Regions from separate parts of the Homo sapiens genome. Here region 2 is linked to region 1. The links are chromatin contacts, found by Hi-C or POLR2A ChIA-PET in ENCODE. All regions are on one chromosome and are shown on one strand. The core of a region is the stretch at or near the end of the contact, and the rest is flanking DNA. Distances in the headings are between cores, read along the strand shown. Region 1 overlaps TGFB2 (transforming growth factor beta 2). Region 2 overlaps TGFB2 (transforming growth factor beta 2).

The links. A loop is a pair of places that touch in the nucleus more often than their neighbours do. ChIA-PET counts read pairs that join two places held with the same protein, here RNA polymerase II (POLR2A). Pooled maps may share reads with other maps.
Region 2: a loop to region 1 is called in a map of Calu3, with 5 times the contacts of the local background. The contact joins two enhancer-like sites. A Hi-C loop is called at or near these places in 6 of 168 maps with a recorded cell type or tissue (Caco-2, Calu3, HepG2 and 3 more) and 7 of 50 pooled maps. POLR2A ChIA-PET finds 5 or more read pairs at or near these places in 10 of 52 experiments (A549, AG04449, AG04450 and 7 more).

What each region holds. Positions count from the first base shown.
Region 1 is chr1:218,347,276-218,352,261 of GRCh38, forward strand. All of the region lies in intron 1 of TGFB2 (transforming growth factor beta 2), which reads left to right. Among named protein-coding and RNA genes, the nearest start is that of TGFB2-AS1, 4.1 kb to the left of the region's middle. RefSeq lists an enhancer at 1-110. Within about 2 kb of position 2,721, at least 2 of the 41 ENCODE cell types and tissues checked have a DNase peak (open chromatin) inside an H3K27ac peak, as active enhancers do.
Region 2 is chr1:218,395,746-218,400,731 of GRCh38, forward strand. All of the region lies in intron 1 of TGFB2 (transforming growth factor beta 2), which reads left to right. Among named protein-coding and RNA genes, the nearest start is that of TGFB2-OT1, 44 kb to the right of the region's middle. Within about 2 kb of position 2,371, at least 2 of the 41 ENCODE cell types and tissues checked have a DNase peak (open chromatin) inside an H3K27ac peak, as active enhancers do.

The DNA of each region.
Region 1 (4,986 bases), core at 1,471-3,970:
AATTCGGTGCTTTAAAAGGCGTTATTCTCTTTTTCTCTTCCCTGAAGTTCTTTAGTCGGCCACCAGCTAGGAGTCAGCCCCACTCTGTCAAACTAGAGGTGCTCCCAGGGGCAGAGTTAAACTGAGGAATCTTGGTAGGTTTGTTTTCTTTGCTCCGATTGGCGTGGAGCGCGCCGAACTGGTGCACGAAGGGTTAAAAAAAGTGTCTCAAAACTAGCCTCTCCGGAAGGCGCCCCCTTTCCGTGCTGACCTATCAGCTGGTTCCCCAAGCCTTCTCTATTGTCTCTAACTACCCTAAAAATGTCAGCATCGCCGAGACAAAACCCGGTTTGGAGACCCCTCGAGAAACCTACCTGGCCCTCAGTCCTTGATGTATCATTTGCTATCACTAGGTGTTTCATTACCCAAAGGCAAAATCCTATAACCACGTTCCCTTTTCACTTAACCTGGAGTGTAGAAAGGACAACTCCGTTTCTGACTGTGTTTTAAAAGGTTTTGTTCACGTTATTTTTCAGAATACACTCAAACCTGCCTTCTTCACATCTCCAGTGTAGCAGATCATTTTTCTTACGGGTCTGTTATCCTGCTCCTGCCTTTTCGTAGGCTTCCTGCAGTTACTTCAATGCATTCCTAAAACTCAGAGTAGACGACAGCCGTATTTTTTTTTTTTTTTTTTACTGGCTTCTCTGAGAACAGTGTCCTCAAAACCAGCTGGCATACAGTAGCAATAGGAGTGAAATGATTTATTGCAGAGGAAGGGAACAGACAGTGTAGAATGATTTCAGAGTTCTTAAAAAAAGAAAAAAAAGAAAGAAAGAAAGAAAAGGGGCAGCAGCATCCACTTGATACCTGAGAGGGTTAAATACCAGGAAGAAGAAAAAGAAAAGTGGGGGCGGGGTGGGGGGAACCTCTTCAACATTTGTGTATTCCAAATCCCAAGTCATAAACTTTTCATTGGTTGCTCATTTCTCTCCTCCCCTTTCCATGCCCTGTATACTTGCTGGCTGCCTTTGCAAAGTCTCTGTGTCTTGCCTAAATAGATAATATAGCCATCTTGGTAATTTTCTCTTAAAGGTTCTAGTTGCAGGGTGGTGCTTTTCTTTTTTAATATTTATTTTTAGTTTGACAAGTCCTAGCTATGTGACCTGCCATGTCTTGTACTTGATGGTCTCAGAAGTCAGCCCATGTATCTAACCCCAGTCTTCCTAGTGACCCTTATTTTGCTGCAGTTTCTCCTGTTCTTGTTCAATAGCAGAACAGATGCAGAGAATTCTGGCAAGCAGGATGATTTTATTATTGTAATTATGGCACTATCCGCAACAGCGGTGATAAATACACTCCACCCCTGGTTATCCCCTTTGGGAAGTAAAGCTTTCTATCTGGGGTGGAGCCAAGGAGATATTAGGAAAGAAAGTTCATTGTAATTAGTCCAAAACCATTGAGACAAACAAGGAGTTCAGTCAGTTTGCTTTCTCTAGCATGTGCATCGGTTCTACCGGTATTTGGGCAGAGCGGAAAGTATGTTATGTAGAACCTGAATAACTCATCTTTCAATGTTTATATGCAAAAGGTCTAATAAACTGCCAGCACTTCTATAACACAGAAAGGAGCTCTGATCCCATTTACTGAATAGGTGTGGAGAGAGCAAGTAACCCAAGAGGGCATTAGTTCTTTGTTCTCTGAAGCACACTTCAGTCTGAAGAGCTGAGATGATCCAACCCAGGGTCATGGTCATCAACAAACTGGAAAAATTCCTAGATTATTAGGAGGATTTCAGAGTATGGCATTTAACATCAATGTGTGGATTCTCCTTTCCATTTCACCCCAGCCACCAAATAAATGAAAACCTCCGATACGTCCAAGATAAATAAAATATACTGCCAGTTTTCATACAAAGAATACAGGCTTTAAAAAGTCTGTATTCTGTATGGAAGTTTAGGAGCAGAAAGCCATATTAATAGCAGGTTCGATACTACTGTGCAAGGACTGGATAATTTTATAGAAAATAGGTTAACTGATTTTCCAGCACTTTTTAGTTATACTGGAATATAGCAAACCCTTCCAAAAAAAAGGAAAAAAAGAAAAAAACCATATTTTTAAAAAGCAAATTGAAAGTACAGCATTGGCTTATATACCAGCTTTCCCTCTTTAGGACTTTTCTGCCTAACTTTTAACTCAGCTGTCACTGAAGTGGCTGTGGGGAGGGAGTGTGCCTGTCATTCCTTGCAGTGAATCTGGCGAGGGTCATAAGCCCCAGAGATGAAGCCATGGGAAAGATCACTGGTTCATTTTTTACCATCAACTTATTAGCGTTCAGGGAGTGACTTCAGCTCAAGTATTACAAATATGCTCTAATTATACTCAATGAGCTATATATCATTACAGATTGCTGATAGCCCTTTGTGGGACATTTTATAAAGTTCAGACTACATATTTTTAGCAATGTGGAGATTTAAAAGTAAAAATATAAGAGATATTGTATATGCCCTGAGGCATATTTTGTCTTAAATATTATCCTTGGCCAAGTATACTATATAAATACAGTAAATATGAATAGAACTGGCCAGGTGCCAATCTCCTAGGATGAATTTTAGTCAAGAATGTATTTATGGGATATAAATAATACTGTGTCAACATTTAAAGAAGGGGTCTGATTAGTTTTGAATTTATTCATATTGATCTTTTCACGTGCTGTTAGTTTAAGACTCGAAGTGGAGTTATGCTAAGGTTTACCGATAGTTTGCCCACTGGGAATTAGTGGACCTCTAGTAGTTTAACAATCCATTTGAAGTTCGAGGCACATCTATTCGAAAGATGCTGCACAAGGTTTTAGAAACTTAGAAAGGGTGATTCAGTTATACACAGGAAGAATTCAAATAATTGACATGTAAGAATCTGTAGAGAGTCCGACAATCAAAAAGAGGAAGAGACACAACGTTTCATTTTCTTTCTTTTCTCTCCCTTTTTCATTGTAACCAATCAGCACATGTTGTGGTTCTAACCCTGGTGATTTTGTACTCCCCCCAACACCCGCACCCCTACTCCCACTGGAACGTTTGGCAATGTCCAGAGACACTTTGGGTTGTCATGACTGGAGGTGGAGGGGTGCTACCGGTATTTAGTGGGTCAGCCAGGGATGTTTCTAACCATCCTATAATGCATAGGGCAACCCCCCATTCCCAACATCAAAGAATTATCCTGACCACAATGTCAGTAATGCCTCTGTTGAGGAGCCCTGGTATTTGTTGGGGGTTACTGAATTCTGTTAACAGTACCATTTAGAAAATAATAACAAAAATAAAATATCTTTATGATCAAAGCATATTCAAATGAGAATACTGAATAGGAGGATAGTCAGACAGTTATCTTAATTAAATGGAGTGTGGATTAGACCATTGTATACAGTATGTACTTTATTTTTTGTGGTCTTAAAGCCCCTAAATTAGAGACATCAAAACTTCCCATTTATTTAGCTTAAGTGATGGTGTTGACCTATCCATTACTAGCTTCAGTCAGCAGCAGTGTGATGTTAGAACAGAGAAAAAAGAAGTGAGGAATTATCATGGATTCCCCTTGCAAGGGAAATAAGCAGTTTGTGTTAACAAAGAGTGGAATCTCCAAGCTAGGCAATGGAAGAAAGTAAATAATCATCTTGATTTATTCTACCATTTTGAAGTAGATACACTAAAAATATACAGCCTGAAAAATCACAATGAGATTCCCTTTGTAGTTGTTTCACATGAGTGTTAAACATTTAACATGAAGCAATCTCCTTTTCTATTTCCTCTGTAATTTTCCAAGTTAAATTGTGGAATGTAGAATGAATACCAATGACACTATGGTTTTGGGGAATGTGACTTAGCATTCAATTCATGAATATGTCTTTCTATATACAAGTTGCTGGTCTGTTGGCCACTTGCCCAATGAAGGAAAATGTTAGCGATTGCTGGAACGTAGTGGTATTTTTGCTTTATGTAGTAAGCATTTTTACTATTTTATTTTTTAGGATTCTCTATGTGTGTGTTTGCATGTGGGTGTATGAGATAGAAACAGAAAGAAAAAGAGAGCGTATCAAAGACAGACTTGAACTTCTTGACTTCCAGAATGATTGAGTTATTAATATACAACAGACCAAACTTTAATTCTCCCTTTTTTATTGCATCGTTGCTTGTACTAACTCTAGTGTCTAATTGTGGTTACATTTAAGTTAGGTCACATGCTCCTCCTTCAGGATTTCCTCTTTTTTTTACTTTTCAAAGACTAGAAAAACCTCTCAAAGAAGTATACTATTTATAACGAAAGCAGTTGGGTCGTCTTTGTTGCCAAGTGAGGCCAGCCAGCTTTATGCCTCTCCTGAGGAGACCCCACCCGATGAAAGAGGGGCTTTGCAGAGGTTGAGGGGCAGGTGGGGACCTCTCCACCTCACAGAAGGAAGGGGTTGGGGGAGCCCACTGCGTCTCCACAGCAACCCCTGTGGTCTACTCGAGGAGTTGCACTTTTTGAATGATTTCTCCCTGGTGAAAAGATGGTGATGTAACCTAGTCGCAGCATCTTTCATATAAAGATATGAAAGAATGACAGATCGTTTTTCCTAGAGGAAACTGAGATGTGAAAAAAGGGCTAATGACTCACTGTTGAACCCACATCAAATCTGGGTTAGAACCAAGGAGTTCACTGACTTGTAGGCCTTCGCCCAGAGATTACAACACACTTTAGGCTGCATATTTAGAAGGTTCGAGAAATTAGAGTGGAGGCTCCTGGCCCTGGGAGAGGTGTGCAGGGTCACCACTGGAGTGGGACTCTGGCCCACTGCCACTCCAGCCCGCCTCCCCCTGCCCCTTGCCCACAGCACCCCCACCCCACCCCGCCCCATTATAGGTTCAGGAGTAAGGTGAGCAGCCGAGCAAGAGACTGCATGGAAGAGCTCTGGAAATAGCCCCTTCCGCTATCTTGATGTAGCATTTCCGGTACTGATGGGCTCCCGGA
Region 2 (4,986 bases), core at 1,121-3,620, 48 kb after region 1:
GGACTACAGGCGTCTGCCACCACACCTGGCTAATTTTGTTTTGTATTTTTAGTAGAGACGGGATTTCACCATGTTAGCCAGGATGGTCTCGATCTCCTGACCTCGTGATCCACCCACCTCGGCCTCCCAAAGTGCTGGGATTACAGGTGTGAGCCACCGCGCCAGGCCTTGATTTCTTTATCTGTGAAATGGGGATTAAAAAATGGCCTTTGCAGTGATGAAGTTAGTAAAGGTATTATAAAATGAGAAGGGGACATAAAATAGAATTCTGAGCCTGCAGTGAAATCAGGTCATTCTTTTTGGAGTAGGAAAGGTAGGATGGACATTTTTCATTCCTCTCTAGCTAGTTCATGACGCTGAGTAACCAGAAGGGAAGCCTGGTCAAGTGCATTGTGGTTAGACCATCATAGTCTAGGGCAGAAGTTCTCAAACTTGAGTGTAAAAAAGAATTGCCTACTATTCACCCAGTAGATCTAATATGGAACCAAGTAACAAGCATATTAATAAGCCTATCAGGTGATTTTGATGCAGGGGGTGAGTAAACAAATATCTAACTAACATAGTGGAATTTAGGGAAGAAAAACAATTTTTGGAGGCTCCATCGGTGGAGAGCATGATGTAATGGCAGAACTGGAAGTGGGCTGCCAGGCCATCTAGCTCACCCTGCCACCATATTCAGGAAGCCCCACTGCATCTTTTGGGACAGACTGCGCCTTGTGAGTACACAGGTTCTTCCAGGGAGGCCAGTGAGGTGTGATCTCTCACAACCTTGAAAGAGAGTGAGTTGTTTGGTTTCTTTTTTTTTTTTAATCTTCTAAATTTTTAGAAAATTATTTTTATATTGAGTCAAACTGTGGCTCCTTGGCTATATAGAAAGTAAGTCCCTGAAATCTTTGAAATCCCTTGAGATTTGATATCCCTAAGTCTTCCCTTCTTCAGTCTGAGTACTACCAGTTTCTTTCAGTGAGGGGTGCTGATCCTGGCTGTACATTTAAAATCATCTGAGGAACTTAAAACTAAGTCCACCCCAGTCAATTAACTAGACTTTTAGGGACTTCAACCCAGGCATCAAGATTTTCAAGTTCCTCCGTTGATTAAAATGTGCAGTCAAGGCAGACTACTACTGCAAATCATAGAGGAATCCTATTTTTCCAGTTTAAGAGCTTTAGAACTCTTCCTCTTTTCTCTGTCTTACTCTTTTTTTCTAGGTATAAAGCCTGATCCAAAGTTTAGGTGCTTGAGCCAGGTGCAGTGGCTCACGCCTGTAATCCCAGCACTTTGGGAGGCGGAGGCAGTGGATCACCTGAGGTCAGGAGTTTGAGACCAGCCTGGCCAACATGGTGAAATCCCGTCTCTACTAAAAATACAAAAAATTAGCCAGGCGTGGTGGCAGGCGCCTGTAATCCCAGCTACTCAGGAGGCTGAGACAGGTGAGTTGCGTGAACCCAAGAGGCGGAGGTTGCAGTGAGCTGAGATTGCGCCATTACACTCCAGCCTGGGCCACAGAGCAAGACTCCATCTAAAAAAAAAAAAAAAGGCCGGGCGCGGTGGCTTATGCCTGTAATCCCAGCACTTTGGGAGGCTAAGGCAGGCGGATCACGAGGTCAAGAGATTGAGACCATCCTGGCTAACACGGTGAAACCCCGTCTCTACTAAAAAATACAAAAAATTAGCCGGGCATGGTGGTGGGTGCCTGTAGTCCCAGCTACTCGGGAGGCTGAGGCAGGAGAATGGCGTGAACCCGGGAGGCTGAGCTTGCAGTGAGCCGAGATCGCGCCACTGCACTCCAACCTGTGCAACAGAGCGAGACTCCGTCTCAAAAAAAAAAAAAAAAAAAGTTTAGGTGCTCCTTTGTCTTTCTGTATTTCTTTGTAGATTTCTTTTCTTCTGTCGTATATTTCAGCAGTTCTGAAATGTTAGGGTACATAGGAATTGCTCAAGGAGTTTGCTAAAATGCAGACCACCATCCATACTCTTTAAGAAAGACTGTTATATAGGATCCATATATCCACTGCAATGAGCAGGAACCTGTGCTGCTTTGTAAGCCTCGTTTAGCTTTGCCTCTAGGAGGGGGACTAGCTTGGACTTGATGTTGAGGTAATCGGTGAGTACCTCAGGCAGGAGGATAAACAAAACCTCCAGGCCACTACCAATTCCGTTCATACCCACACCTTCTGTGTTTCACTTTGAACTACTGACCTTTCTGGCTTATCTTGGAAAATCCCCCACGAGGACACTGAGACCAGTGCTTGTCTGTCCTTGACAATTGTGGTCAGTGCTGACTCCAAGAAAGCTGATATTAAACACTAAAGCCTCCTTCTTCTTTTCCCCGGACTTTATCAATCTGCTTTTAATTGTTAACTAGGACTGGTTTCACCAGCTAGGAGTCAACCAGTATGTAGTCACACATTGGTTCTCAAACTTTGATGAAATGGTGCCATCAGACTTTCCTGGATGATTCACATTTATCACGGATTCCTAGGCAAGGCTGATGCCGTGGGCTGGGAGCCTCACTTTAAGAACCACTGCTTTAGCAAATACAGCAAATACCTATAGGTTCTTGACCCAAGCATTTCAACATTCACGCACTTTCTTCCTGCCAGTTTTGTGGTGTAACCAATCTAAGAGGGAATAAACAATAGATAGATGGCTGAAGCATTGCCCTCCTGAAGGGCTGAACCCTAGACATCATTGGGGGACTTCTTGCAAGCCTCAAATCTACATTCTGTTTCAGAGCTCATCACATATGAGTGACATTGTAAGACCTTTATTCAGTTTTGTTTTTTTATTAACCTTTAACTTTATTTTGAAATTATTTTATTTTATTTTATTTTATTTATTTATTTTTTATTTTATTTTTTGAGTTGGAGTCTTTCTCCGTCACCAGGCTGGAGTGCAGTGGTGCAATCTCGGCTCGCTGCAACCTCTGCCTCCCGGGTTCAAGCGATTCTCCTATCTCAGCCTCCCGAGTAGCTGGGGCTATAGACGCCTGCCACCACGCCCAGCTAATTTTTGTATTTTTAGTAGAGACGGGGTTTCACCATGTGGCCAGGATGGTCTTGATCTCTTGACCTCGCGATCTGCCTGCCTCAGCCTCCCACAGTGGTGGGATTACAGGCGTGAGCCACTGTGCCTGGATTATTTTAATTTTTTTTAGAGACAGGTCTCACTCTGTTGCCCAGGCTTCAGTGCAGTGACTCAGTCATGGCTCACTGTAGTCTCACCCTCTCAGGCTCAAGTGATCCTCCCACCTCAGCCTCCCAAGTAGGTGGGAGTTACAGGCACATGCCACATCACCCAGCTAATTTTTTATTTTTTAATAGAAATGGGGTCTTGTCTTGCTTTGTTGCCCAGGCTGGTCTCAAACTCCTAGCCTTAACCAATCCTCCCACTTTGGCCTCCCAGAGTGCTGGGATTTTAGGCATGAGCCACTGTGCCAGGCCTGAAACAATTTTAGACTCACAAGAAATTGCAAAAATAGTACAGAGAGTTCCTATATACCCTTCAACAGCTTCTCCTAATGATGATCACAACTGTAGTACGTTTTCAAAGGGGATGGATAACCCATTTACCATGATGTGATTATTAGGCATTGCATGCCTGTATCGAAGTATTTCATGTATCACATGAATATATACACCCTTACTAGGTAGCCACAAAAATTAAAAATTAAAAAAAATTAGTACATATAAAAACCGAAGAAATCCAAGCCTAGTTAATAGTATTGTACCAATGTCAATTAAACTTTTTAATAAAAATAGTCCTAATATGAACATTGTAGTGAAAGGTGAAATTGCTTGATGCAGAGCTGTTTAGTGGAAAGTTAGGATTTCTCTTGTCACCTTTTCTGATGGTCAGGTTTATAGTAAAACAGGTGAAATGTTAAAGGATAGTGGTGGGGAGTCTGTGAGAACTTTGGGGACTGGAATTGCTCCCTACTCAGTGGAAAGGAATTAGAGTATATAGCGTCATGTATAAACTGCCCCAGGACACTTAGCTCCTCCTGTTCTTTCTCTCCTCTTCTAATTTGGTCTGTCAGGCTATCAGAGCACTGTCTCTCGGGGGCATTCATGAAAGGCCCACTGACCACCTGGCAGTTCTGTTACGGTATGGGAAGGGAGGCAGGGAGGAAACTGTGTGGAAATTTGTGCTAGACCCAGCGCTCCAACTTTCCATCTGCTTACTTATAGAATCCTGACAATATGACCCAATACATATGAGGTAGAAAATTATTTACTTCATTATATAGATGAAGAAACAGGCTCAGAAAAGCCAGATAATATCCCTGTTGCCACAAAACTAGGAACTGGTTGATTCAGTTCAACCAGTTCATTCTTAACTGGATTAGAATTCAGATAGCCTTGAAGGTCCTTTAGTACTTAAGAATCCTATAACTATATGAGGCTTCGGCAGGGCTAGCTACAAAATTTGCAGAATCCTTTTTCAATATGAAAATATGGGGTCTCTTGTTCAAAAAAAAAAAGAAAAGGAGTACTATTGAAGATGCTAAAATATAAAACTTTTTCCTTTGTTCCATGGTCTCCCTCTCTCTGTCTCTCTCGCTCTCCAACTGTCACGGTGTTTTTTTATGTGCTGTTTGATATTGTGCTCACTTGGGCATGGGGATGCTCCCAGAGTGACAGGAGACTTTCATGGGGACCTGAGACCCTTGCCCTAAAACTTGGAACATGTAGTCCAGCAGCTGCTGGGGTCCCCCTGCCACAAGCCCACAAGATTGATAACACATTGAGCCAGGTATCTCCCTTCCCATGGGACTGCCACTTCAACCCATAGGGTTGCAAACTCTGCACTGGGATGTGCTTGGTACCTGGATTAAGAGGGTGCATGAAAATCTCAGAAATCACCCATTAAAGAACTCATTCATGTCACCAAAAAGCACCTGTACCCCAAAAAGTATTGAAAACATTTTAAAAAAAGGAGTGGGTGAGAGACGTGCTTCTACTGGGTTGCTCCCTGAACATATTG